Regions from separate parts of the Homo sapiens genome. Here region 2 is linked to region 1. The links are chromatin contacts, found by Hi-C or POLR2A ChIA-PET in ENCODE. All regions are on one chromosome and are shown on one strand. The core of a region is the stretch at or near the end of the contact, and the rest is flanking DNA. Distances in the headings are between cores, read along the strand shown.

Region 1 (3,438 bases), core at 661-3,160:
CACACTTGCATGTGGCATTATAGAAACACCCTGAACACACATACACATTGCCTGGCTGTCCTGCCAGGGGGTTTTATCCCTGGAGCACTTAGCATAGAGCCATCCACTGTGCGAACACAGCAGCACACGGCGTTACAGAAAGATCCCAAACACATACACACATCGCCTGGCTGTCCTGCCATGGGTTTTATCCCTGGAGCACATAGCATAGAGCCATCCACTGTGCGAACACACCAGCACATGGCGTATAAAACATGTACAATTGCAACCACCGACACTCCCAACTGCAGCGAGATAAGCTCACCAGACCAACAGCAACAGCGGCAGAAAGGGCGCTCCTACCTCCTCATCCAGTGTTTTCCCCACTCTTCAAGTAGGTGATTTTTTAAAGTTTATCACAAAAAAAAGACAAACCTTTTTTCCTAATGTACCTGATCACATTCAATCTTTTTTTAAAATTAACTTAAGCTGTGATTGTAGACAAAGCTCAGTAAAACTGCTCATCTCTGCAACCCATGCTCAATTGAGGCCGTTTCTGAGTTCCGATTATTACAAAGTGACTCTGCTCTATATCTGGACCTCACAGAGAGGCAATCTTCCATTTCAGCAAGGATGCAGAAACAGATTACTGAGGGCAAGGGTGAAGGAAGCTCCCCTAACTTCCAAATGCACTGACTGCCCAAAATGTGGGGATCGCCCCCGCCCACCCGCCGGCAGCAGCCTCCGCCTGTAAATGGGTTGGGGATTTGCGTTGGAAGGCTGTGGCCCTCCCGCTATGTTCCTAAAATTTATTACCAGAAAAAAAAACTAAAATTTATCCAATACTTCAGTTTTCCCAACTTATCCCAGATGTTGCTCTTTGCCCCAAAGCAATTTTACCAAAACCATTCCCCGGGAAAGCCTCGACCTTTGTCCCCTTGCATTTTGAGTAACCATTTGGGCAACTGGAAAAAAGCTGCTGCTGCCTTCAAACGTTGGTTCGCCCTTTCCTTTGACCCTGGAGACCATAAGCGAATCCGGAACTGCCAACGTCGCTCACCCCAGAGACTGAAGTTCCCTATCGCGCACCTAACCATAATTTCCAATGACGGCGCCCGCACACCTCAAAGATAAGGAACGCGGTGCTGGGTCTTTGACTCCTGAGCAGGCGTGCGCCAGGCGTTTACAACTCGGCTTCGAAGAAAGTTTTTGTTCACACCCGAAACCAAAGTATCTGTGCATTAACTCACGGGCTCAGGCAGATAACGAAAGGCTTTTCCCAGCATTTACGACGCGGCACTTCCAAGGGTGCGCTGAATCCTGTCTGTCCCCAGAGGTAGCCGACCGGTCCCCGTCTCCACCGACCTCCCCTGGCGGCCAGCGTCTCACACGCGGCTTGTCCGCCTGGGAGCCAGCATCGTCCTCTCCCGCCGGCTTCCAAAGGGCCGGGGCGCCCTTACCTCGCTGACGATGGTGGAGTGGGCCTGGGCGTAGCGCCAGCCGCCGCGGCACGGCACAAGGGGAGCCGAGCGGTTGGGGAAGGCGGCGAGTGGGTCCGCGCAGCTGAGAGCGCTAGTGGCGGAGGCGCTGTCGTTGGCCGCCTCCAGGAGGTAGCGCTGGCAGCGGCCGCGGCGCTCGGGGGGCTCTGGGCCGCGGGAGGCGGGCGCCGTGCGGTTCCACTCCTCCTCCGGGCTCCAGCCGCAGCGCTCGGCCAGCGCCGCGGCACTTGGCCCGCGGCACCAGTAGTGGTCGGGCTGCGTGCCCAGGAAGACCACGCCGACGAAGAGGAAGGCGAAGGTGACGCCCGTCAGGCACAGCAGCAAAAACACGCGCCTCTGGAAGCGCCCGAACTCGCCCACCCGCTGCAGCGCCTCGTCGAAGGAGGGCATGGTGCGCCCGCCGCCCGCCGCCCGCAGCCCGCGCCTCGGAGTGACCCGCGGACCCAGCCGGCGGCCTCTCTTTACTCCGCCGCCTCCCCCGCGCCACCCGCCTCACTCGCCCTGGCGCTGTGCCGGCCGCAGCCGCTCCTCCTGCCCCCCGCGGCCCCCGCCTCTCTTCCCCGGGCGCCCGCAGCAGCCCCGGGCCACAGGTCGCGGGAGGGACGGCCGCGAGCCGGACGCACCCGGCCGGGGTGGGCGCGCGGTGGGGCTCGGGCGGTGCGGCCTGACTACGCGCCAGGGACCCGGCCGGGACCGCGAGTGACGGGCGCAGCCTCCGGCCTGGCGCGGAGCTCCTTTTGGTCCCTGCCAGCAGCCTGCTCTGCAGTCAGCCCCAGGTCGGGCTCCAGAAGAAGAAAGTTCCAGGGTCACCCGACCACTCCCGGAACTTCTGGGACCCGATCTCTCAGCGGCCCGGAGTGCAGCCCGGGGACTAAGGACGCGCGCGCGCGCCCCGGGTCCGGTGCCTGTGCCCGGGAGAGCCCCCTCCAGCCCTTGGCCCTTGCGCGTGCGGAGGCCTCCTGCGCCCATGTGGGGCAGGGCAGGGCAGGGCAGGGCAGGGCAGGGCAGGGCAGGGCAGGGCTGCCCGTTCCCAGCACAGCGCTGGCCATCGCCCTCGACCCATCGAGAGCTACAACTTGGGATTTGATCACCCAACTTTCCCCAGAGGGCAGCCGGGCAACCCACACAGGCGAAGGGGCTTGCTCAGCGTCCAGGAGGTTTGGGGTGAGAAGGGATCGCCTCAAGGCCAGGCCTGATGCAGACCTCCTTCGCCAGGGCCTTCCCACCCACCTTCGGTCTGAACGCCAGGGAAGGGTGTTGGTGGTTGGTTTGAATCCTGGTTTTTCCGCTTACTTATTGCGCCTGCCAATTCGGCAGAGCGCGATCAGAACTTCCCGCCCAGGCTGCCCAGGCTGCTGGGTCCATGCTGGGACGCCTTCCCCGGGCTGGGTCGCGGTCCCCCCACGCCCCCACGTTATCGGCCCACGTTCTGCCTTTAGCTCACTTTTCTCCAAGGCCTTGGGAGGACTTGCGGTTCCTCCTCCGGAACAAGGAGTTTGAAGCCAGGCTGCTTGGATTCAAACTGGCCTCATGTCCTCACCAGCAGTTTCAACTGCCCGCTGGACCCCAGACTCAGTCTGTCCCCCTCCAACCCAGCTCCCCTTTCCTGCCCTGCCTTTCGGTGCAACCATGTCCTGGGCCCAGACTCAGAACCTCAGTATGGCGGGGACACCACTCACTCCTCAGGCCTGTACTCTTAGGTCATCTCGGCTTGGAACCCCTTTTGCCAATGTTGGAGCTCAGAAAACAATACGCCAAAATGAAGGCCTCAGAAGCAGTCTCTGTGTCATCTTCTGCCCTCCTGTCTCTCGGTCCCATTCTCCCCCAGGCTAGCCATCGAAACCAGAACGCTTTTCCCCAAAGCCAGTCATAAAACAAAAATATCACTGTGATTTTCCCTCACTTGTCTGTGTAAAAACTGGCCATAAAGAAATCAACTGTTCTACCTTGTTGATTGCAG
Region 2 (3,544 bases), core at 446-2,945, 110 kb after region 1:
GAGTCATGCAACACCCTCTTCCAGATGAATAGCTGTTACAAGCATTATACATCATGCCTCAGTTATCTACAAAGGACCACCCCTGCAGGTCATTCATAAGTAAATTCTTTGCTGGCCTCCTGTAGACAAGAATTTTAGGTCTACAATCTAAGCTTAGCTTCTAAAACTAAAGTCTGCTGATTCCACACTGATAATGTTGATTGCAAGCTTATTTCCCAATGTACAGAATAAAGACAAGATCAGTCATTCCTCCACCTACTCAGAGAGGCCTGCATAATTGATTCTTTTCTTTACTCCCATTTTCTCTTTAAACATTCACCTTATCATATGTAAAATGTAAATTTAACTGGGCACTAGTTAAAGTCTCACAAGGATGGAAACATTCCTCTACGGCCTACCTGCCCCTCTCCCTACCTGCCTCCCTACTTTAAGGAAATGTATAAATACCAACCTCCTGAAAGCCTCTTTGTAAAAACAGCCACAGATGTGTCTGTGGCTCATTGCTTTTCAGGGACATGCCCTAAAGCTGACTTAATAAACCTCGACTGACTGGGACATTTTCCTCAGTCACTCATTTCCGTTATCAGGGGAAGCTCCCACCACTTCACTCCTAAGGCTGCCCAATGCCCCACACAGCTACCCTGCTCATTCCTTTTCTTCCCCTTCTTCTCACGGAATTTGTGAGGGGGAAAATTTTCCACCACTCTAGATCTGCCAGCAAAAGTTCCAAACCACTGATGGAACTTACCTGCAAAACAGATGCAATGAATTCCTCCATGATCCAGTTTAATAGCAATAAGATGGCCAAAGTTGACAGAGCACAAGCTCTTTATCCTGAGATAACTTGGCCACAGAGTAGCTGGTGCTACTCCTGAGACATATGTGACCCCTATTTCTTTCTCCCCCAACACTGGCTAAGGAAACTGTCCTCAGAACCCTCTTTTCATCATGAGGAGGTACCCATCAAACCCTCTGTCCTCCTTCCTGCCATGGAGGAAGTTAGAGACCACTCAATCTTGGCCACTCCCTTAGGTGGACAGTGGGTGACTAATGGGTCAGCAGGACATTTCTGGATAGCAGATGGTTACTTCGTTACTGGAAAGAGGTCCTGACCCAGACCCCAAGAGGGGGTTCTTGGATCTTGCACAAGAAAGAATTCGAGGTCAATCCATAGAGTAAAAGGAAAGCAAGTTTATTAAGAAAGTAAAGGAATAAAGAATGGCTACTCCATAGGCAGAACAGCAGCATGGGCTGCTCAGTTGAGTAACCTATAGTTACTTCTGGATTATATGCTAAACAAGGAGTGGATTATTCGTGAGTTTTCCAGGAAAGGGATGGGCAGTTCCTGGAACTGAGGGTTCCTCCCCTTTTCAGACTATATAGGGTGACTTCCGGACATCACCATGGCATCTGGCATCTGTAAACTGTCATGGTGCTGGTGGGAGTGTCTTTTAACATGCTAATGCATTATAATTAGTGTATAATGAGTAGTGAGGATGACCAGAGGTCACTTCCATCGCCATCTTGGTTTTGGTGGGTTTGGGCCAGCTTCTTTACCACTTCCTGTTTTATCACCAAGGTCTTTGTGACCCTGTGTCTTTTGCTGACCTCCTATCATCCTGTGACTAAGAATGCCTAACCTCCTGGGAATGCAGCCCAGTAGGTCTCAGCCCCATTTTACCCAGCCCCTGTCCAAGACAGAGTCACTCTGGTTCAAACAACTTTGACAACTTCATGTTTCTCTAAGTACTATTTAACAAATAGTACTTTATTGACCCTTGTTCCTGCCTGACACCTTCCTGCAGGAAAGATAAAGGATTATAACTACATTTCAATATTTAAAGTAAACTCAAAGACAATTCTAATTTTATTCTTGAAAGTAATTTCATATTCTTCCCTCACTAACCTTTAGTATGAGTGGCTAGTGGAAAGAAAACCTAATAGTTTTTCATTTTAACTTCTTTCTCTTTCTTTTCCACACAATAATGGTGTGCTAATTGTGGTCTTGAAATAGCCATAAAACGATAATCAAAGAAGACTGAAAGTCAACACACTGGAAAATCCTGGCTGAAAGAGCACTGGAAAAATCAACAAGGATTATTCTGGTTAACTAGGCCTGTCTTTGCAAATATAAAATGCCAAACGAATGGTAATTTTATTAATCAGTTGTATTCATCATGATTCACTCACTTCAGAGATTCAGATGCCAGCTGAATGTGTTTCTTGTTTGCATTACTTACAATACAATAACCAAGTGAATCTTGGGAGGCTTGGAGACATTTTGAGAGGTTAATTATTTAATAGGCACTTCCACTGTATATACCATGTGCCAGGCACTATTCTAAGCCTTTGACAATATTAATTCATTTCAGCCTCATAACAAGCCTGTCTCTGTTACCAGAAAGGGGTCCCAATCCAGACCCCAAGAGAGGGTTCTTGGATCTCACACAAGAAGGAATTCAGGGCGAGTTCACAGAGTGATGTGAAAGCAAGTTTATTAAGAAAGTAAACAAATAAAGAATGGCTGCTCCATAGGCAGGGCAGCCCTGAGGGCTGCTTGTTGCCCATTTTTATGGTTATTTCTTAATTATATGCTAAACAAAGTGTAGATTATTTATGAGTTCCCCGTTTTTAGACCATATAAGGTAACTTCCTGATGTTGCCATGGCATTTGTAAACTGTCATGGCACTGGTGGGAGTGTAGCAGTGAGGACAACCAGAGGTCACTCTCATTGCCATCTTGGTTTTGGTGGGTTGTAGCCAGCTTCTTTATTGCAGCCTGTTTGATCAGCAAGGTCTTTATGACCTGTATCTTGTGCCAACTTCCTATCTCATCCTGTGACTTAGAATGCCTAACTGTCTGGGAATGCAGCCCTGTAAGTCTCAGCCTTATTTTACCCAGCCCCTCTTCAAGATAAAGTTTCTCTGGTTCAAACACCTCTGAGATTTCCCCATTCCCTTTTGTAAGAGAACTCTTAATCTTAATGGTTGCAGAGAGACAAAGATCCATCTTCTGTAACTTTTTCATTCTGATTAAGGGTGATGATATTTCTGATTAAGTATTAGGGTCTCTTGTATTCAGGGTAGAGAGGAGCTCAGTCAGAAAGCATCAGTATGGTGAGGGCCATTCATAACTCTGAGTTCTGACAAAAAGTGATATCTGAAAGATTAATAAGAGTTTAATTTAAGAAAACATTTGGTAAGCTTATCCTGCACAACCCTTTGTGTATTCCTACACAAAGAGTAAAACGGCAATATGTTCCACAACAGTAAAGAAAAATAAGCAAAATTATCCCAAGCAAACTAAATTAGAAGGCTTTCCATGAACCTGGCAATTGTTGAAACCATGCTGATATGGGGTCACTACCTGATTCCAATGAGCCCAGAATTAGAATATTGATCCAGATTTTTATATTACCCATCCCTCTTGTTTCTTCTGAACTGCAGGAATCACTCGTTGGAATGAGCAGGGTCAGTCTAAAGTGCAGGAAGAAAAGCTTAAAACAACTGATGAGACTAGAATATAATAACAGGTATACCATTG

What was found. A loop is a pair of places that touch in the nucleus more often than their neighbours do. ChIA-PET counts read pairs that join two places held with the same protein, here RNA polymerase II (POLR2A). Pooled maps may share reads with other maps.
Region 2: a loop to region 1 is called in a map of ascending aorta, with 2.4 times the contacts of the local background. The contact joins the enhancer-like site here to the promoter of SLC22A3 in region 1. A Hi-C loop is called at or near these places in 5 of 168 maps with a recorded cell type or tissue (Caco-2, aorta, ascending aorta and 2 more) and 5 of 50 pooled maps. POLR2A ChIA-PET finds 5 or more read pairs at or near these places in 2 of 52 experiments (OCI-LY7 and WTC11).

The regions. Positions count from the first base shown.
Region 1 is chr6:160,346,850-160,350,287 of GRCh38, reverse strand. It overlaps SLC22A3 (solute carrier family 22 member 3), which reads right to left and starts at 1,910. Exons shown (of 11, transcript NM_021977.4): 1 at 1,440-1,910. The coding sequence starts at 1,868.
Region 2 is chr6:160,237,067-160,240,610 of GRCh38, reverse strand. All of the region lies in intron 9 of SLC22A2 (solute carrier family 22 member 2), which reads left to right. Among named protein-coding and RNA genes, the nearest start is that of SLC22A2, 20 kb to the left of the region's middle. RefSeq lists enhancers at 1-479, 480-1,375. Within about 2 kb of position 1,695, at least 4 of the 41 ENCODE cell types and tissues checked have a DNase peak (open chromatin) inside an H3K27ac peak, as active enhancers do; they include ascending aorta, where a contact is called at or near this core.